2 separate regions of the Homo sapiens genome follow, and region 2 is linked to region 1. The links are chromatin loops, found by intact Hi-C in ENCODE. Cell type or tissue: GM12878. All regions are shown on one strand. Each heading gives the region's core, and the rest is flanking DNA. Links, peaks and the distances in the headings are about the cores only. Region 1 has its middle 15 kb from the start of PRKCE. Region 2 has its middle 25 kb from the start of TMEM247.

Region 1 (11,310 bases), core at 1,925-9,924:
TTAGGAAGGAAGAAAGAATGTCATTCCTCCATCCCACCAGGTATCATGGAAGCAGGTGGCTGGGCTCAGGCCTCCACCTGTCTCCTGGCCGCACCACCCAGCCCTGCTTCCCAGGGACTCTGCTCTGTGGATCACCCCTCACTTCTCTTCTCCACCCTCGTTCCCTCTACCGGTTGTTTTCCTTCAGTAAGTCTCAGCCCTTTTAAAAAAAATTGTAACCCTTCCTCACCTCACATTTCTGCCCAGCTACCACCTAACCCTCTCCTCTCTGTCCCTTGTTGTTATTTTTCAGTCTCCATTTTCTTTTCTTACTACCCACTCCCTCCTCAGCCCATATCATTGGGCTCACTGAAACATCTCTCACTTCCATGCTGCTAAAACTCATTTTTGTGGTCTGTACCTTATTTGACCACTTTCTTTGCCGCAAATGATGCTGTCTCCCCTCTCGCCTTGAAATGCTCCCTTCTTCTAGTTTCTTTTTTTGTTTGTTTGTTTTGAGACAGAGTCTTGCTCTGTTGCCCAGGCTGGAGTGCAGTGGCACCATCTCAGCTCACTGCAACCTCCACCTCCTGGGTTCAAGCAATTCTCCCGCCTCAGCCTCCAGAGTAGCTGGGACTACAGGCAAGCACCACCATGCCCGGCTAATTTTTGTATTTTTGGTAGAGACGGGGTTTCACCATGTTGGCCAGGATGGTCTCGATCTCCTGACCTCATGATCCGCCCACCTCGGCCTCCCAAAGTTCTGGGATTACAAGCGTGAGTCACCTGCCCAGCCCTTCTCCTAGTTTCAAGGACATCTGAACTCTCCAAGTTTTCTTCCTACTTGCTTGACGTCTCCTTGTCAGTTTCTTTTCTCCTCTTCCTCTGCCCATCTTTTAAATGCATCATTATGTTATAGTTACACTGCAGAATTAGTTATGTTATATTTACATATAACACAGCTAGTGTTATGTAATATGTAAATTATATGTAAGTTATGTTATATTTACATATATGTTATATATGTTATGTTATAGTTACACTGTTAAGACAATAATGTAAAAGTTATCTTGATGAATCATCAGGTGAGTGACCACAAGGTGCTGTGACTTTGAGGGAAGGAAAGATAGATCACTGAGGCCTAAAGTGGTAAGGAAAGTCCCTGTGGAAGAAGAGAGGTGGACAATGGGCATAGACAAGATGCTAGAAGTTCAGAGGTAGAGAAAAAGAATGGACATTCCTGCTGGAGTAACTTCCTACTAAATACACAGAGGGGTGAACCTAAAGATTTAATCCAATGATTTTTAAACATCTCTTTGGGGACAGCACTTTGCTAGGCATGGCATAAAATTGAAAAGAAAGATGAGAGCCCCTTGTTTAAATTTTAGTTACTATTCCCATGAAATGATTAAATAGCACTATAAGGTAGCATTTGATCGAGATAAAGACGGTAGAAAGAAGGCAGAGGTCACATGGGCTTCCTGGAAGTGGCAAAACCCACGGGCTATCATGATCTGTATGAATTAGGGTAGGCTGACTGCTCTAACACGTAGATCCCCAAATGCATAAAAGCTCAAACACAGTAGTCATTTACTTCATGCTCATGTAGCAGTATTGGGTAGGTCAACAAATCAAAAGGGTGGCCCTGTCCTCAGGCTTCCACAGTCACCCTGAAGGTTGTCACCAGTGGAGCCATCCAGATAGAGAACAGATTACTGGGGAGCAAGTCTGGGAGGGTGTTATGGGCCAGGTCACTCGCATCCCATTGGCTAGGACTTAGTCACATGGTCACATATAATTGCCAGGGAGGCTGGGAAGCACAGCCCTGTAGTGTGCCCAGGAAGAAGAGGAGAGCCTGGCTTTTTGGTGAGCAGTGAGCAACGTCTCCCACTGGGTCCTTTCATCCTTTGCTGGAGATAAGGATGATCTGTTTGGGTTAACCCTCAGTGCAGAATTGAACCCCTCTCCATTTTCCTCTCCCTTTCCCCATCTTATTCCGTATAAAAAAGGCTATGAGGACTCTGTGGTGCAAGTGAAAGAGACACAGGTGCAGGTGTGGGCCAAGATAAGGACGATGAGGTGTGATGAAGAGGAGGCCATGCACTGGGCTAGGTGTGTCTAGAGAGGACATTCTCTTCCAGCTTCTCTCCTTCTGCCCATTAAAATGCCAAGTTGCCCTCATCTCTGGTGTGAGTTGTGGCATGGTGGGAGTCATCCCCGACTCTTTCCTGGGAGTGGGAGGAGGTCCATTCCCAACCCACAAATGAAACGTGGTCAGTGTCCTCCGTGCAGGTGACCTTAGAGTTGCTGCAATGCAGTGAAGGCTGATGAGCGAGTCACCTGGCACAGGCTTCAGATGTAATGATGGTCTGTACTTTGAACTTTTTAGGGAGCTTTTATATCCATCCCTCCTTTTTCCCCTCTTCTCAACCACAGTGCAGGGCAAGTATTATTCCCATTTTAAAGACGGGGCTACTAGAACTCAGAGAAAGTAAAGGACTCAAGTGCATCAGATCCAAGAGGAGAGCCTGGTTCTCCAGATCCCCAGACAAGGCTTCCCTCCTATGACCAACCTTGTCCACTTTATATGTGAAATGAGCTGGTGAGTATGTTTTATAATTCCCTGGAGTCTGAGTCTCCAAGGAAGCCCCCCCACCCCGCCAGGCAAAGGCCACTGCTCCAGCTGGTGCGCTGCACAGAGACCCAGGCTCAGACATCAGGACCTTCCATCCGCTCTTAGCTGCTGACCTGGCCTGGGGGCTGGGGAGGTGAAGAGGTGAGTGCATTGGCATCAGAATTCAACAGGCAAGGCACTGTTCTGCACACGGGGAAACAAAGCCCACACTGCCCCCTAAGGGGCCTTAACAGCCCCTTGGACACCTTGCTGAATGCTTTCAGAGGGGCACAAACTTTACCCCACCTTTGGGTTAGGGTAGATGTCGCTCAAGCTTTTGCCTCACTGAAGGATTTCCTATTGACGGTTAGTCTTTTCCCTATATCTCTCTCCCTCTGCCTCTCCCCTGTCTTCCCTTTCTCTGAGCCTGTTAGACCTCAGGGTTAACTTCTGACAAAGGAAGCTTTTCTGGCTCATTTTGTTCTTGCAAATGCAAATGTAAGCTAACCAGGAAAGAAGGCCAGGGACCTCAAAGCAGGTTGGTGTTCTTCCTGGAGCGTGAGAACCAAGTATGGAAGCCTTCTCCTAGGGCCTGAGATGTCTCAGGGAGCTTGGAGAAAAGATGACAGCCCTGCGGATGAAAGGGTCCTGTTAACCTCTAGGGTGTGGCAGCTCAAGGCTCTGCACTTTGGGACCATCCCAGGTGCTTCCTGATCTAGGAAAGGAAGGAGAAAACGATGCTGTCCTCACTCCCTGAAAACCATGCCAGCTCCTCTTCCTTGCCTGCATCCTGTCCCTATTATTCCCTCTCCCAGGACTCCCTGGCCCATTCTGTGGGCCTCACCTTAGAAGGCATTTCTTCTAAGTGACTCTCCTGATCTCTCATCAGCCCACACTACATTTTATTGTCATCACTGTTCTACTTGCTTGTTTCCCAAAAAGCAGAATTACAGTGGTGCTCATAAGGCTTAAGCTTTAGGGCCCTTCATTTGCTGTGCTCCCTCCAAGCCCCACTTTCTAATTTGGTGTTCTTTTTCCAAAAGAGGGCTCTCCAAATTGCTTAAGCTTCAGGTCCCATGAAACCCAGGTTCACTCATGGCCTTTCCCACTACTGTGCAAACTTCCTGAATCAGGGACTGTGCTTCAGATTCCATGGAGTATTTTTAGGGAGTGGAGGTCTTCCTAGGCTCCAATAAACATTTGTTAAATAAAAGAGAAAGGAAGAAAGAATTCTTAGCTAGTGCTTAGCTGCCCAGTGGTTCTCATGAAGACTCCCCAGCACTGTCACCTGTGCAATCCGGATGGCTCTTATGGGGTGCCCGTCCCTACAGCACAGTGTAGTGTGCAGGAGGAATCCATCTGGGAAGCTCTAGGATCTTAGGAAAATCACCTGCCTCTCGATGAGCCTGCATTTATTCAAATGCAATAGGGGGTTGTAACCACTAATTACCAGTAAGTACAGTAGCTGGCACAACTGCATCTCAGAAAATAATAGTTTCTGTTATATACACCGTCCCTATGGAACATTTCATTCTTAATTCTTTTAGCTCTAGGACCTACAGCTTCCCCTTTCCCCCACGGTGGTTCCTGGATAATGGGGTTTTGGTGTGAAGAGTCAGGGCACACAAAGGGATTTGCCCTGCACCCAGCGTCCCACTAAGTTTGGCTCCAGGACCAGATCTGGGTATCCCCCTATACACTGTTCCTTCTGACAGCGAGATGTAGAACTGCATGGAAAGAGTCAAAGAACTTGAATGATGATATAAATGAAATATAGGGAAACAATGTGGTTAAGTGCCTTTCCCTTTGCAGCCATGGTTTTCCAGCCATTTGACCCACTGGAACCCTAAGGTATGTATCTCTCAGTGCGGTAAAGGAGTAGTTATTTTTCTCTGTTTCCACAGAGAAGAAAGTGAGACTGAAATGACCTTGAGCCACATGCCTGAAGTGCCAGGGCTGGCAAGTGGCAGACCCAGAGCCGCAGCGTAGGTCCATGTTCTTATCACCCTGGACATGGCCCTCATCCCCTGTCCTTCAGTGAAGGATTGATCCAGATCCCCAGACAAGGCTTCCCTCCTATGACCAACCTTGTCCACTTTATGTGTGAAATGAGCCGGTGAGTGTGTTTTATAATTCCCTGGAATCTGAGTCTCCAAGGAAGCCCCCACACCCCGCCAGGCAAAGGCTGCTGCTCCAGCTGGTGCGCTGCACAGCGACCCAGGTAAACATCGCTCAGTTCCTGCCCCAATTCAGTCATCCTGTGAGAACCATCATGTGCATGCCAGAACTGACCCTGCTGCCACAACATTTAATGTGTCATTGTGGTTTTCCTCTAACAAGAACTGAGAAGTGGTCAATGTTTCTCTTGTTTTTTTTCTGGTGACATCCATACATTCATGTTTGCAGGAACCAGGGCTTGAAAATTCAACAGCAAAGTGGGTAAGATATGCAGTAGGAGGGCAGAGTGTGAGGAGCATTTTACAACTTATTACAAGTTTTGTTATTCATTTCTTAAAATGGTAGTAGTAGTAACAACGGTGATAAAAGCTAACAACTATTGGTTGAGAACTATGTGCCAGAAATCAATATTTAACTTTTTTTTTGAGACAAAGTTTCCCTCTTTTTGCCCAGGCTGGAGTGCAGTGGTGAGGTCTCAGCTCACTGAAACCTCCTCCTCCCAGGTTCAAGTGATTCTCCTGTCTTAGCCTGCCAAGTAGCTGGGATTACAGGTGTATGCCACTACACCCAGCAAATTTTTGTATTTTTAGTAGAGATGGGGTTTCACCATGTTGGCCAGGCTAGTCTCAAACTCCTGACCTCAGGTGATCCACCCGCCTCGGCCTCCCAAAGTGCTGGGATTACAGGTGTGAGCCGCCACGCCCAGCTAATTTTTGTTTTTTTTAGTAGAGACGGGGTTTTGCCATGTTGGCCAGGCTGGTCTCAAACTCCTGACCTCAGGTGATCCACCTGCCTTGGTCTCCCAGAGTGCTGGGATTACAGGCATGAGTCACCACACCCGGCCTTAACAATTTTTTTTTTTTGAAACAGAATCTCATTCTGTCACCCAGACTGGAGGGCAGTGGTGCAATCACAGCTCACTGTAGCCTCGACCTCCCATGTTTAAGTGATCCTCCCACTTCAGCCTCCTGAGTACGTGGAACCAACACCACCATGCCTGGTTAATTAAAAAATAATAATATATATATATTTTTGATAGAGACAGGCTTTCATTATGTTTCCCAGGCTGGTCTTGAACTCCTAGGCTCAAGCTATCTTCCCACCTCGGCCTCCTGAGGTGCCAGGATCACAGATGCAAGCCACTGCACCTGGCCTTAACAACTCTTTAATCATCAGAAAAGCCAAACGAAATATATATTACCATATTTCTCCAATTCTAAGATGCACATTTTTGTCACATACTATCATCTTATGTAATCCATGATGAGAAAGTACTGGCATACTACTATAGTTGCTGGTGAGTTTTTTGTTTTAATCTCCTGTAGTACTTTACATTAGGATACCTTTTATAAATGAACCCAGTAAGGTGGTAAAAAACTAAGCAATGTCCACAGGATCATCCCACATCGAGTAGGTAGCAGAGCCTGGATTTATAGACAGGCGGTCCAACTCCAGGGCTCCCCCATTTGTTTGCTTACTGGCTTATTTGTTTTGCTATCTGGGCCATCCTTCAGACACCTTTTCTCATAGTCAGCCATAGGTCTATCCATTATGAGCTGGGCTCGTGCCAACTTCACAATCTGCAAAACAGGAGATACACATGTATCTTTTTGTATTAGTCCGTTTTCACACTGCTGATAAAGACATACCCGGGACTGGGAAATTTACAAAAGAAAGAGGTTTAATTGGACTTACAGTTTCATGTGGCTGGGGAAGCCCTACCATCATGGCAAAGGCAAGGAGGAGCAAGTTGTATCTTACATGGATGGGCGGCAGGCAAAGAGAGGAGCATTTGTGCAATGAAACTGCCCCCACCCTTCTTCTTCTTCTTTTTTTTTTTTTTTGAGACAGAGTTTTGCTCTTATTGCCCAGGCTAGAGTGCAATGGCACAATCTCGGCTCACCGCAACCTCTGCCTCCTGGGTTCAAGCGATTCTCCTGCCCCAGCCTCCCAACTAGCTGGGATTACAGGCATGCGCCACCATGCCTGGCTAATTTTGTATTTTTTAGTAGAAACAGGGTTTCTCTATGTTGATCAGCCTGGTCCCAAACTCCTGACCTCAAGTGATCCACCCGCTTTGGCCTCCCAAAGTGCTGGGATTACAGGCATGAGCCACCGCGCCTGACTGAAACTCCCCTTTTTATAACCATCATATCTTGTGAGACTTATTCACTATCATGAGAACAGCATGGGAAAGACCTGCCCCCATGATTCAATTACCTCCCACTGGGTCCCTCCTACAACACATGGGAATCTAAAATGAGATTCGGTGGGGACACAGCCAAACCATATCGCTTTTATATGCATGTGAGCATATTTATATATATAGCATTTATATTTCTTTTGTTTTAATTTGCACATGATTCTGTTCTGTCTTCCACAGAAACTCTGAACTTAGAATATTCCCTAAAGAAAAATAGACGCTAAGTTAAACTTGCCAGAATGGGCCTGGGTCAGGGACAGGGATGAGAAATATTTCCAGAAAGAAAATCTACTCCTGTATTTGCTTGTTAATTCTTTTGACCTTGATTAAGTTACTTTCATTCTTTGGCTGAAGTTTCTCCAATTGTAAAATAAGGAGCCTGTCCCAGTTCCAAACTTTGTTTTTCTCTTTTTGTTACCAAAGGCATCCAAAGACCAAACATCTTTTGCATCATCTTTTTCTTTTATTTACAAAGAGTAAAATTAATTTTTGTGTGTGTACAGTTCTCTGAGCTTTAATATATATAGATCTGTGCAAGCACCAATCAATACAGAACAGTTCCATTACCTCCTCCCCAAATTCTCTCATGTTACCAGTTTGTAGTGAAACTCTGTCTCCAGCACCTAACCTCTGGCAACCACTGATTAGTTCATCATCTCTGTAGTATTACCTTTTCCAGAATATCTTATAAATGGAATTGTACCATAGGTAACCTTTGAGACTTGTTTCTTTCAGAAACCTTTGAGACTAAACTTAGCAAAATGTCTTTGAGCTTCATCCATGTCATTGATCATATCAATACTTTGTTCCTTTTTGTTGCTGAGTATGATTCATTGAATGAATGCATTACAATTTACTTCGCCATTCAGTCATTGAGGGGCATTTAATGCATTTCCAGTTTTGGTTGATTATGAATAAAGCTGCTATAGACATTCATGTACAAGTTTTTCTGTAAGCATCAAGTTTTCATTTCTCTAGGGCAAACATCTAGGAGTGGGATGGCAGGGTTATATTGTAAGTACATGTTAAACTTTATAAGAATCTGCCACACAGATTTCAGAGTGTCTGCATTTTGCATTTCCACCAGCAATGTGGGAGAATTTCTTGCAGCTGCTCTGCTTCCTCACTAGTACTTGGTGTTCTCGTTTGGTGTTGGTGGTGAGGGCGGTGTTTGAATTATAGTCATTCGAATAGGTGTGGAGTAGTACCTTATTGTGGTCTGAATTTTCATTTCCCTAATGGCTAATGATTTTGAGCAACTTTTCATATCTTTATCTGCCATCTGCGTAACTTCTTTGTTGAAATGTTCATTCGCATATTTTGCCTATTTTTAAAATTGTATTGTTGTTTTCTTATTATTGTTTTGAAAGTTATTTACATATTCTGGATACAAATCCTGTGTTGGATATACAATTTGCTAATATTTGATCCCAGTTTACAGCTTGTTCTTTTAATTCTTAAATACTTAACAATGTTTTTAGCCAAAAAAAAATTAATTTTGATTAAGTCTAATTTATCTTTTTTTGCTTTTATGAATTGGATTTTGATGTCATAGCTAAACATTATCAAAAACATATGTTTTAAAATAAACATGTTAGTTTCTAGTTTTGCATTTAGATCTATGATCCATTTGAGGTTAATTTTTCTATAGATTATACTCTGATATATAGCTTAAGGTTCATTTTTTTGCATATGGATGTTCAGTTGTTCCATTTGTTGAAAAGATTATCCTTTATCCATTGAATTGCCTTAATACCTTTTTCAAAAATTGTCAATTTTGTACTTTAAAATGGTTAAAATGATGTATTTTATGTCAATTTTATCTCAATAAAAAAATCTATCTTCAAAAATCAATTGATCATATTTTTGTGGATCTATTCCTGGATTGCCTATTTTGTTCCATTGATCATTGTGTGTATAGTTTCATCAATACCACAGGGTCTTAAAATTATTATACTTCGCTTTAGACTAAGTTTTAAAATGGTTAGGGTGAGCTAACTCTATTCTTCTTTTTCAAATTGTTTTGTTTATTCTATGTCCTTTGCCTTTTCATATACATTTTAGAATCAGCTTGCTTATGTTTTAAAAAATCCTGCTAATATTTTGATTCTTATTCATCAAGTCTATAAAATCATTTTGGATCTTATATGGTTCCCAGACAATATACATGCTATCCAGCTAAATTTGAATTTCAGATAAACAAGGAATAATTTTTAGCATAATTATGTCCAAAACATTCCATGAGACATAATTATACCAAAAAAACTATTGTCATGAATGTATGTTGAAATTTGTCAAATGCTTTTTCTGTACCTTTTTGTACAAACATTTTTTTCTTCAGACATTAATATGGTGGATTACAGTGACTGATTTTAAAATGTTGAACCAGCCTTGTCTTCCAAAAATTAATTCCACTTGGTTTTTATTATTGTTTTTATATATTGCTGTATTTGACTTGCTAATTTTTCTTTCTTTCTTTTTCTTTTTTTTTTTTCAGTGTCTTACTCTATTCATCTAGGCTAGAGTGCAGTGGCGTGATCATGGCTCATTGCAGCCTTGAACTTCCGGGCTTAGGTGATCCTCCCACCTCAGCCTTCTGGGTAGCTAGGACTACAGGTGTGCACCACCAGGCCCGGATAATTTTTTGTACAGACGGTGTTTCACCGTGTTCCCCAGGCTGCTCTTGAACTCCTGAGCTCAAGTGATCCACCCACCTTGGCCTCCCAAAGTGCTAGGATTACAGGTATGAGCCACTGTGTCTGGCCAGATTTGCTACATTTTTAAAAGAATTTTTGCATCTATACCATGACAGATTATCAGTCTATAGTTTTCTTTCTATTCTTATTTTCTCATTTAAGCATTTAGTGCTAAAACTTTCCCTCTAAGCATTGCTTTAGTTACATCATTTTCATTTAGTTCAAAATACTTTATAATTTCCCTTGATATTTCCTCTTTGATCTATAGGTTATTTATAAGCATTATTTAGATGTCTAAGTTTTGGGGGATTTTTCAGATGTCTTTCTGTTGTTGAGCGCTACTTTAATTCCATTTGGTATTATTCGGTAAACCTGGTATTATTTCAGTTATCTTAAATATATATTAAACACATCTCCCTTCCTGGTCTTCTGATGGAAATCTAGGGCTTTAGTCTCTTTGCTCTCCAATTTGTTTCCTACAACTAAGTCTACCTCCGGGGAAAAGCAGCAGGAGGATAAATAGAGAAAAAAGCACCTGGGATTTGCTCTACATTTTTAGGATCACAGTTCCAATGATTAGAGAGAAGCATTCCTCTCTCTCTGGGTTTTATGTGTCTGTTGGCAGCCACTGCCATCACACGATTGTGATTTTGTATCTGGGGCTCACCTGGGGCTGAGATGGGAGAGAAAGTTAAAATGAGGGAGGAGATTCCCTCCAAATCTCTGTATCCCGCAGGGGCCCTCTTCCTGCTCTTCAGACCAGAAAGAAAAGCTTTTCTCAGGGCCCACAGTTCTTGGTCTTTGTTTGAGTCCAGGCTGGGAGACATGGAAGAGAAAAAAATAAAAATCGCCACCAACTCATTAGTACTTCAAATTTTGGTTTCTTTCCCTTGTATGTCTGTTATCATTTACTTTTCAGAGCCTTTGGATGGCTTCTCTAAGCATTCTGTTTAGGTTCCTAGCTGCTTACTCCATCTTCCAGAACTGGATGCCCCCAGCCTATGTAGATTTAATTCTTAATAACTTTTTTTACAGGTACTACCATACATGTACTATTTATTTTACATGCAAAATAAAAATTAAAATGAAATTTTAAAAGAATGAGAAAAACTTTCACTTCTAAATAAGATAGACTAACAGAGATAGGGTTTACTCTCTGAAACAAACATAAAAAAGGCAAAATATGTGAAACAATGATTTTTCTAGATGCTAATGTCAGGCAACAGTGAAGAGATAGAAAACAAGGTGAGTCCTGTGACTCAGCTTAATGCATTGAGAGGGTTTCTAGGCTATGATGCAGTGAGGGGGACTCCAGGCAGAGCCTGGGAGATTGCTGAGTTGAGGAGACGGAGCTGACAGTCTGGGGAGACCACAATGCTAGAGCCTCATGACACAGCGCTAGAGAGGTGAGAAGCACATAGAGGGGCTCCTCTGTATAAGTGAAGAGGGTTCCCTCAAGTATTCATCTGTGTACTGATGAGTGCATGGGATGGGGGGTTGGAGTTGGGGGGACTACCTGAAGCCTGGGAAAGAACTACGGGACAGGATTAGAGAGAATAGTGTATGCTGCTCCCACAGGGCCAAGAATAGTATCTCTTTCCACCAGCCAGAATAGGAAACTTCAGGATTCACAGGCATTG
Region 2 (11,310 bases), core at 2,222-10,221, 820 kb before region 1:
CCACCTCCTCCTCTTCAGTGCCCTGGCTCTTCTGCCTCTGGCACTGCAGAGAGAATGAGAAATGACTGGGCTGGGCTGGACACCAGGGCGAGTTCTGCTGAAGCTACCCATTGCTGTGCCACCATGGGGAGACAGATCTTTCAGCTCCCGAGGCACGGTTTCTGCTTCTGTAAAACGGGGATAGTAACACATGCCCCGTCTAACTTACCAGTCATCTGGAGGCCATAATCATATATGTGGTGCAGATGACAAATGGGGTGTGCATTCAAGGTGGACAGGACTCTCTGTGGGCCTGGAAGGTGGAAGGAGGGGGAGGAGGGTGGAAAGGACAGGAGGGATTTAGACATGTCACATTATGGGGGAGACTGTGCCAGGTAAAGAAATGGTGGGAACAACAGCACAATGACAGGAATCCACAGAACATTTCTAAGGGACAGTGGGTACGTCATTCTGGCTTAATCAAAAGCTGTGAGTGTGTACACACATGCATAAGTGCACTCGTAATGGGGACATGAGCCTGGAAACTTGGTAAAAGATCCAATTATAGAGGGCCTTGAAGTCCCAGCTCATTGTTTTGTGGAACATTGCAAATTTATGAGAAAAGATCACATGCAAAGTCGTGTCAGGAAGATTACTGTGGCTTTTGCGTATGACAGGCTGGACAGGCCCGTTTAGGAAATGATTGTAAGTTCTGGGCCAGAGAGGAAGATGTGTGAGACTGAGAAGGTGCCCAGGGGACAGATGTAAAACCCTCCTGTAGAAGAATCAACAGGGCTTGCCTGAGTTCAGGCCTCAGAGGCTAGGGGAGTGGTGGTACCATGGAGAACCAGGGAAGACCACAGAAGAAAGCCAGGTCTGGGCAGAAAGTTTAGCTTCAAAAGTACTCTACGTGGGATGACTGTGTTCATTTGACCACACATAAGCAGTGACAGGTGGGAAGGACAGTGGGGCCCACAGTCAGGTAAGACTCCTCCGACAAATGCTCCTCACCATTCTGGTCTCCTTGTGCTCTCAGAAGGCGGTCTTCACCCTGAGCCTGCATCCCGACTCAGCCTCTAGCTATCAATCAGTTTCATAAATGGGCCAGCTGGCCTGGCTCTCTGCTGAGCTCTGACCCTGGCCTATGTAGAAAGATCCCTGGCCAGAATGTGCCGTGTCTTTGGCTGGATTTTGCTTCACTAGGGGCTGCTGTTCTTCTCCCTGCAAAGCCCAGACTCAGCTGTTTTGAGGGTAGGTCGAGAACTTAGCCCCATTTGGCAGGCTTCATTTGGGGAGTAGAGACCAGAAATTCTGCTCAAGAAGGAGGCGAGGGAGACAACAAAGATGGTAGGAAATTTTCTGGGAAGAACAAAAGGCAGCAAGAGGCGTTTCTTCCCTTCAGTTCGGGCCTTTCAGACAGCTGCTCCTATGATTGATGGAGATATTTATTTGCTGCAGTTTTCTTGGAATCACCAATCTCTTGTCAGTGCTCAGCACCCCTCAGGAGAACACTGCTGGCATTATAAGGTGTGCATTTTAATTCTAAGGGAGTTTTAGGTGCAGGCAAGATGTTGATTAAATATGGAACTGGCAAGAGAAGATAGGTATAAGAGCCTACAGAAGAGTTGGGGGTGGGGGAGAGGACCCAGCTCTGCTGCTGACTGAGTCCCCTCCTCCCTCCAGATTTCAGTTTTCTCACCTGTGAAATGAAAATACTGGGCTACAGGATCTCCAAGCTTCTTTTGTATCCTGGCATTCTGATTGGTTTTGTGCCATGGTCCCAGACTGGAGCTGGGTTTTGTGGGCAATGGTGGAGAAAAAAAGCACAGAATTTGCTGTCTGGACAAGGCAGCCATGGAACTGGCTATCTTGAACCACTCATAAGCTTTTAGATCAGTCTGGATCAGCTGAACAGAAGTCTGATCTTGTAGGCCAATGTAAAACCTCACACTGTTCTGTGGCTCCTACCAGGTTTCACACTGGCCTACCAGGCCGACCAGAGCAATAGTCTCCATATGCTGTCATGGGATCATAAATAAAAAAGAGAGATGGTCAAATAATTTTCAAATATTTTAAAAAGAAATGAAGCCCTTTTTTTAAAAGGAAAATTTCTGTGGACTTCAGATAAAACAGATACAGCTCTGGCTGTTTTGGTAGAAGGGGCCTAGAGGATGGCTCAGCATGCCCTTTTCTCACCTGCCCGACCCCCACGCTCCTTCATGGAACCCACAGACTCTAAGCAGTGCAGTTTTAACATGGCCAACCCATGAGTCAATCTAATGGCAGATATGGGGACAAGTGAGGTCCCTGATTCCAGGTCCATATTATGCTGTTGCCTTTTTAAAAGTCACTTTAAGAACCAGTATGTGAATTCTCCTTCTGTGTCTGCTATGAAAATTATGATGAAGATAAACAATGTGTGTTTTGTTGAGCATTGCACAATGTCCACTACGGAAGGTTCTCCGCACCTCCATAAGAAATTTGTTAGCAATTCATATTAGGAAAATCTTTATCTTTTCCCCAGGAACTGAAATGCCTCTCAGCTCTTTGTTCTAAAACAAACAACATGCAACACACAAAACTTTTGTCTTCCGCTAGGGGTATGTTGCCAAGGTAAGATGTATGTCACAGGGTATTTCCATCTTTGTGCTGCATGGGGCTGCTGTGGACCCACACTTGGCATCCATTCCAAGCTCTTGTGTCTTCTTGTACCTGGGAGGCTAGAAAATTGAAAATGGTATTTCCTAGATTCCCTTGCTCCTAGTATTCTGGATTTAAAAGTTACCACCATCAGATGCACCAATGAGATCTCTAGGAGGAGGACGTGGAGCAGAGGCCATCTTCATGCTGTGCTGGCTCTTGCTGGTGGCAAGCAGGGCTCTGAGGTATGAACATTGCTGCAGTGGTGACTCCATGTCCAGCTGTTAGCTTCATAGGTGTCATGGCACATCAGCAGGGGTGTAATGCCTCCCTGACCCTGCGATTGGAAATTTGGCAGTGTGTTCTTGATTTCAATAATTCTGTGTGCTAAGCTTTGATTCTCTGCCTTCTCGATTATAATAATAATAATCATTATAATTGTTTCTTTGTATGTCTCCCTATTGGTTCTTGCTTCCCTCAGTGACAAACGTCTATTTGGGGTTTTACAGCTTATGGAGCCCTTTTCCTTATTATAATTGACCACCACAGCCAACATGGGAAGCCAATAGGGAAGGTTTATTAAAATTAGAAGACCACATGGTCGTTGCCATGGTGGAGGTATGTACAAAATGTGGTGGGCGCCTAGGTGGGATGCTTCGGGTGACTTGAAAAAGTTGGACGAGGCTTTAGAGGTCGTGGCATCTGAGCTTCGAAGGGTGAGATATGTAGAGACAGATGGGCACTGAAGGAACTTGACCATCAGAGGGAGAAGCACCCACAAGGGTATGGAGGCACCCTCAGGAGAGAGGGCATGTGGTCCAGGACTCTTGGAGGAGGAAGGGCAGTGGCTGGAGATGACGCTGACCTAGAAGGCCTGTGGGGAGGGCCTGGCATGCCTGCCCAAGGGGAGTTTAGATTTTCCCTGTAGATGACTGAGAGGCAAGGCAGTTGAAACACTGTAGGATGGCCTTCAGGGGTGAGATCAGAAGCAGAGAGACTGGAGGAGGCTGTGATGGCAGTTGAGATAAGAGGTGATCAGGAGGTGGCAGTGATCAGGGGATTGGTGATCAATCAGATGTGGAGGGTCAGAGAGAGGAAATGGCCAAGGACCACTCCTGGGTTTCTGGCTTGGCCAACTGGATGAACGGTGCTCACTGAAAAAGCAAGCTCTGGATGAGGAGCTGGCTTGGCTATGTTAAATTTTCAACTCTCTGGTTATCAGCTGGTTAGCTAGGTCTAACACTTGAGAGAGGTCTGTGTGGAGGCATCTATTTTAGAGTTGTTCAGTGTTCAGGTGGCAATGTGATACCTTGGGTATGGGTGATTTTTTTTTTTTTTTTTTTTTTAAGAATGTGAAGAACAAGGGAGGATTTAAGATAAAGCTGATGGTACTCAATACTTAAAGAGACCTACAAAAGAGACAAGGGAAGAGTGGCCTGAGACAGAGAAAGAAAATTAAAGGAGGAGAGAGGTTCAAGGAAGATGCAGTGGTTAGCAGTGTCAGAATTGCAGGGATGTCCAGTAAGGTGAGGACTGAAAAGTTTCTTTTGGGTTCAGCAGGTCACTGGGGACCTTGGCAATTCGATTTATTTTCCATATATATATATATATATATATATATAGAGAGAGAGAGAGAGAGAGAGAGAGAGAGAGAGAATGTATATATGAGTGCCTACTTTATATATAGAGTGCCTACTATACGTATATATAATATATATACTATATACATACTATATATATTTTAGATATACTATGCATAGTATGTACATATATGAGTGCCATATATATATATATCTATATCTACTATATGCCAGGCACAGTTCTTGGAGCTTAGGCTATCCAAGTGAATAATTCCATTCTAGAGGGGGAAGATAGCTAACAAAGAATGAATGCAACAAACAAGTACACTTATAACATGATAGATGCACATTTATACTATATCTATAGGTAAGAGCTATAGATTAAAAAATGTAGAACATACTCAAAGGAAATCCGGAATGTTGGGCAGGGGTTTTAATTTTAAATATGGTGGTCATGAAGTTACATTTGAGCAAATACTTGAAAGTGGTGAGGGGTTGACCATGTAAACATCTGGAAAAAGCATTTTAGAGAAACAGCATAGCCATTAAAAAGGCCTTAAGGTAAGCTACACCTGGCATGTTCTAAAAACTCTACCGAGGAAGCCAGCTAGGGTGGAGTGAGTGAGGGAGAGTAGCAGGAGATCAACTCAGGGAAGTAAGGGCAAAGTAGAGGCAAATCTCCCAAGGCCTAGTAGGCTATGGAAGGAATTTGGCTTTTGGGGGCCTATGGAGAGTTTTGAGTCAAGGAATGACATGGTCTAAATTATGCTGTGGCTACTGTGTTGATAATAGGCTGTAGGGAGGGTGGGGTCACACAGGGAGACCTGCTGTTGTAGGAATCCAGGCAGCTTGGGTCAAGGTGGTGGCAGGGAGGTGGCCAAATTTGATTTCAATAATTCTGTGTGCTGAGCATGTAGAAGTGGTCCAATTTTGGCTATACTTTGAAGGTAGAACCATAAGAATTCCTGACAGATTGGGATGTGGAGGGCAAAAAAAAAAAAAAAAAAAAAAAGAAGAAAAATATTACTTTGTATTTCCTAGCATGAGCAACTAGAAGGATGGCTTTGCCCTCAACGGAAGTGGTGAAGACTATGGGTGAAAAAGGTTTGGGTTCAAAGATCAGAAGTTTAGATTTGGCCATGTTGAGTTTGAGCCATCCATTAGACATCTAAATGTAGATGTGGACTAGGCACTTTTGGTAGCTGAGAGGGGTGGAAGCTGCATTGGTGGTGCTCACCTTGGGAAGAAAATGTAGGTGAGAAAGTGGAGGCTGAAACTGTAGACCACATGTCCCATGAGCTTGGCTGTGAAAGAAAGGTGTGCTCTATGGTGACAGCGCGAAAAGAGGGACGGGTTGAAGGAGACTTTTTTTTTTTTTTTTTTTTTAGGCAGGGTCTCATTCTGTTACCCAGGCTGGAGTGTAGTGTTACATTTAATAGGTCACTGCAGCCTTAACCTCCTGGGCTCAGGCGATCCTCCCACCTCAGCCTCCTGAGTAGCTGGGACTACAGGCATGCACCACCACACCTGGCTAATATTTGCATTTTTTTGTAGAGATGAGGTTTCATCATGTTGCTCAGGCTGGTCTCAAAATCCTGGGCTCAAGTGATCCTCCCATCTTGGCCTCCCAAAGTGCTGGCATTACAGACGTTGGGCTACTGTGCCTGACCAGAATTTTTAAAGAAAGAAGAGCCATGAGCTTGTTTACAGGAAGAAGTGAAGAATCCAGTGGGAATCCAGAGGTTGACAGTCATTGAAGAGAACTTGTTCCTGAGGGAGCCAGGTCCCTGAGGAGTCAGTGACAACAGATACATCTGAACATCCAGATGTCCTTTCCTCTGAGGAGGGGTACGGTGAAGGACATACAGAGTTAAGATTTCTAGGGGGTGGTGACGGAGGGGCAGGGAGTTGGGAGATTTTTATTTACGTTTCTGTAAAGTAAGAATTAGGGACAACTAAGAGAGAAAAGGGAAATTGGGTTGGGAACTTGAGGAAAAACATACATGTTTAGGAGAGTCCTTGAGGAGACCATTGAGGAGCAGCCAGGAATGTTGATGGTACAGCTGATGCCATAAATTTTGTGGGACATCATTCTTCCCCGTGGTGAGATTTTCTCCAGCAGCTCAAAAAGTAGCCCTTGTCTAGAGGGAGGATATTTAGATCATTCCAGGATTCGGAGTTTACTGGGGGTAGATGTGATAGAAAGACAAGAAGATGACTGTGCCGAGGTGGTTGACAATAGAGCAATTGAAGTGGAACCTGGTAGGGTCTTGGCTGGATGCGGAAGTGAAGTCAGGAGGTGCAGGTAGATATGGAGAGCCAGGTAGAGTCAGGAGCTCAGAGGTCAAGTTGTGTGAGGGCAGAGAGTAATTGTAGTGGGAGGATCTGAGTGAGAGCTGGAGGGATGAGAGGTTCTGATCTGGTGTGCAATTGAGATGAAGACTTGAATGATGAGGTAGTTCTTGTTGGTGTTGAGATAGAAGGTATGACCAGGAGGATGGGCAGCCCAGTATAGAAAGAGGGGAGTCACTGGAGTTGAGAATGTTAAGAACCTGAAGACTAGGATGTTCAGTATCATTTACATGGTAAACAATTCTCCCAAGATGGTGCCAGGAATTAGGGTGAAAAGGAAGTCAGTTGGTCTGGATAATAAACCCCTCAATCTAAGTGTGGAAAGTCTAGGCAGTCCCTAAAGAAAAGTAACAATGAGGAGTTGTGGACAATGTGATGCTTGGCTTTGCCACCAAGGAAAGAGGGGTTTTGTCCAAAAGCTGAAGAGAAATGGCCTGGTAAGTTTGTTTCTCTTTCTGAAGTCCCTCTGTGTATTTTTTTGCATCTCTGACAGCCTGTATTCTATTTGAACTCCTACTACTACTGACTTTTTTTTTTACAAGTTTCTTTCTTGCATAATACCGTTAGGTCCTTCAGGACAGGTACACTATGCTCTCACGCTGTAAATACTTATAAACATTGGTTTACAAATGGAGGGTGGGCCAGATTGTGATTTACTTTGGGTACATTGCCTGAAACCAAATGGGCAAGAGCTTTATTTTTTCTCTATCAATTTGCATCTTCAACAGAAGCATCCCATTCCCAATGCTCAAGGTCTGAGGATTTCTGGCCTCACATGGAAAACAAGAGAGATCTAAGAGTCCCTTCTTTGTCACCTCCTGAGACCTTGATCTAGAAGTTTTCACAAAACCTGAGTTTGCTCAGGCTTCTGGTGACCTGACAACTGATGGGGAAACACAAGAAACTGGAGAAGATGCCAAGCCCAGAAATGGCCGCTGGAAACCAAAGATTCTAACAGAAGATTACTTGTACAATGAACAGCAAACCAAATGCAAAGGCAAATATTTAATTTTAGGTGGAGCTTTATTTTCCTTATATCAGAATAACAGAGACCTTGGATCAAAGCCTCTGGGACTAATGACAAAAAAATTAAATTAAGTGTAATTATATGCCACTCAAAGACTCCTGGGAAGCCATTCAAATATGCAAGGGTCCTTTGTGAGAGGTAGAGTTAGTTCTCCCTGATTGAGAAAGGCAAACTGAGGAGGAGGTGGGCTGAGTGGAGGTAATTGTATTTGATAAACTCAATTACTACTTCTCAGCAACTGGGATGTGTCCTGCTAATACAATGGAAAAAATGATTATGTGTTCTATCCCTTTGATGATCCAAGTGAACAAAAGTAGAAATAACAAAGTTTCTAGAACCTGGCAACTTCAAGGCAAGACCAGATCCTAAATTATGGAAGATATTTCAGAACTCATTAGTACAGATTGGACTGACCTACTTAGCCTGTTTGTGGATGGCAGATACCTGAATGCCAGGAAAAAAGGGATGTTGGTAGCCCCTTGAAGGCAGGTACTAGGTCTCTCTTCAGTCTCCTCTTGCACATAGCATAGGCATTGCCCACAGTTGGTCTGGGGAATGCTCTGTTTCTGTCCCCTGAGTAATGAGGCCTTGCTGCTTTTTGGATATAGTTGTATACACAGTAGTTGCTTCTGGTGTTTTCTCTTTGGAGTGGTTGTAAAAGGCAGCTTTAGTTCACACATTGATTCCATGTTAGCCCTTAGAGACTTAGATATGTAAAAATTAACAAACAAATCCAAAACCAAATCTTACCTTTAGCCAAAAACTAGTTATGGCTTGAATTGGATTAACAGCATTCTTTTCATAGTGCTATGAGTGCCAATACATATTTTGCCTCTCCAGTTTTTGAAAACCTATCTTTGTCCTAACCTTCAGACTCCCATGTCTAGCTGCTCCCTGACTGCTCCTGCAGGCACTCAGATTCAACCCCCACCGCCCTCCTAAACTTTCCCCTTCTCTCCACCTAAGCCCCCACTGTCCTCTGCTGGGCCCCCACCCAACTCCCTGGAGTAACCTAGAGTCACCGTTCTGTCTCAGCTAGTCTAATGGCCACCTCCCAAATAGCCCTCTCCCAACTTTCTTCTCAGGCCTGTCCTCTTTCTCCAACTCCAGCAATAGTCATAGGCCATGCCCTTCTTACATCACATGGACAGGGCCGCCGTTCCCACCTGGCCTCCTGGCTCTATCTTCTCATCAATCCATCCTCTACGTTGTTGCTGTAATACTCTTTGAAAACAAAGTGAAAAAAACGAAATGCAGAGGGATTACACTGCACGTGTCATAGTGACTAAGAGCATGGACTTCGTAAACTCCAGCTCTGCCATGTCCTGGCTGGGAGCCTTAGTTGCTTCACTGGTAAAACTAGGACTAAAAATAATCCCTGCAGCAGATAGCTATTGTGACAATTCAGTCAGCAAATCTGTAAACGACAGTGCCTGGTTCAGAGTTACCTTTCGGTGACTGACCACAGCTTAGAGCAATCGTTTCCACATTGTGCTTAGAGGCCTGGGACTCTTTCTGTCAATAAGCAGTTTTTGGTATTCTGAGGAAAGCAGGGGAGCACTGACATATAAAAGACTATTCAGGTTCTACTTTTATTTTAAATTTTATGTGAATGTTTTAAATTGAAAACTGATTTTCCCTTAAGCTTTTCAAAAATTACACATCCTTTAAAAATTATTTATTAATATATATTTTTAGAGATGGGGGTTTCACTATGTTGCCCATGCTGGCCTCCAACTCCTGTGCTCAGGCAATCCTCCCACCTCAGCCTCCCAAGTAGCTAGAGGGGCAGGGAGCTGGACTACAGGTGCACACCACTGCATCTGGCTTAAGCTTTTAAGTTTAACCTGCAGATTTCACTCTATTTTTTGATCTAGCAAATATTTAGAATCGTGTTAAAGGGGCCCCTAAAATGTCCAAACTGCCTTTGAAATTCCATGTATTCTGTTTTTATTTTTTTAAAGGGTTCCAACTATGTAATTAATCAACATTATCTTCTAAACTACTTCATAATTTTCAAAAATATATGAAACATATTTGTGTATATATGTATGTGTGTATATATATGTGTGTGTATATGTGTGTGTGTGTGTGTGTATATATATATATATATACACATATACATATATAGTAACTTTCAGTATTCTTTTGTTGTTCTTCTTCTTTCGTTTTGAAAAAGGGTCTTGCCCTGCCACCCAGGCTGGAGTATAGTGGTGCGATCACAGTTCATTGTAGCTTCAACCTCCTGGGCTCAAGTGGTCTTCCCACCTCAGCCTCCTGAGTAGCCGGGACCATGCTCAGCTAATTTTTTTAAAAAATGTTTTTTTAGAGACGTGGTTTTGTGATGTTGCCAAGCTGGTCTTGAACTGCTGGGCTCAAGCAATCCTCTTGCCTCGGACTCCCAAAGTGCTGGGATTAAAGGTTTGAGACACTGCACTTGGCCAACTTTCAGTATTCTTTGTAAACTTAAAGCCTATTGTAATTTTTAATTTAAAATTATAAGACTAAAAGTAATAGGAATCCTAGATTAGAATCATAAGTCTAATTTGTTTGATACTGTAATTTGAAAATTCTCTTAAACATGATATGGGTTCAAATATTAAATTTATATGTATTCTTAAAATTTAACATGTTACTTTTAGATAGATTTATTTAATCATTCCTATACTTAAATGTAAATCTCTTAGGATTAGAAAGGGACTTATTCAATAAGAAAACAACTGTTTCAACTCAACTTGAGTGACTTGGGGCTTTTGACAAATATGTTCTGAATTTATTAACCAGAGAAGATCCTGGCCAGGGCACAAAGCTTGAGTCTTGCCCATGACACTGCAGCAGGCTCAGGTCTCTGACCTCCAAATGGGCACTGTAAGCCCATTCTTCTATATTCAGTATCAGGTTACACATTGCCTAATTTTTGATAACTGTCTATTACCTCACCAATATTACAACAAACTCTGCTACTCTTTCAGTTAAAATTTCTATTTCTTTGACTTTTTAAGGTATTAATATTTACATGTATTTTGCTCCTGGCTCTTTATACCCTTACAAATCAATTTTATCATCTGATTAAGGAGCAAATAAAATCTTGTTTTATTTCTCCTCTATATTTTTCACTCTGGTATGGCTACCATTGTCACAGATGTTAAAATGACATCAACAGTCCTGACTTCCACTTCTGCTCAATATGAAATAACAGGGACTGAATTGATTGATCCTCTTACCTGAAACAACAACAACAACAACACACACACAAAAAACCAGACAAAGTGTATGAAACAATGGCTCTCAAGACTTTGGGTATGAGGCAACAAAGGACAGTAATCCCTAAAAGACAAAAAAAGCAAGATGAGTCCTACAGTTTCCATACTTTACTGTCTGGAGAGAAATTTCAGGCTGTGGATTAGGAAGGGGGAACTCAGGAACTGCCCAAAAGTCTGCCTGAGTGAAGCAGGTGGAGCTAGGAATCTGGGGAAGCTAAGATGGCTAGTCTTTGCAGAATGGAGAAAGGAAAAGGAGACAGCTATACAGAAAGAACTCTAAATATTAACAGAGGGTCATCCTCAAGTGTTCTGTTGAGTACTGCTCAGTGCATGCACGTGAGAAACTACTACCTGGGGCACCTGAAAGGACAAGAGGGAACCATGGCCCAAGATCACACAGAGGTGAGCAAAGTGCTCATTTCCAATACCAGCCTGGAAGTCCTCAAAACATGCAAAGTATTGGGTAGAC

The links. Hi-C counts contacts between places; a loop is a spot of excess contacts. Peaks named below come from ENCODE experiments on the same cell type or tissue, not always from the same donor. Only the 100,000 strongest peaks of a DNase experiment are listed, where the experiment ranks them.
Region 2: it touches region 1 in a loop (4-fold over the local background); 26 of 110 quality-filtered maps call a loop at or near these places.

Annotation. Positions count from the first base shown.
Region 1 is chr2:45,631,223-45,642,532 of GRCh38, reverse strand. No RefSeq gene overlaps it. Among named protein-coding and RNA genes, the nearest start is that of PRKCE, 15 kb to the left of the region's middle. RefSeq lists a silencer at 1,961-2,137. In GM12878, for the core only: no CTCF peak of the experiment used is centred there; a DNase peak (open chromatin) is centred at 4,933.
Region 2 is chr2:46,449,057-46,460,366 of GRCh38, reverse strand. No RefSeq gene overlaps it. Among named protein-coding and RNA genes, the nearest start is that of TMEM247, 25 kb to the left of the region's middle. In GM12878, for the core only: no CTCF peak of the experiment used is centred there; no DNase peak of the experiment used is centred there; H3K27me3 peaks cover 156 bases.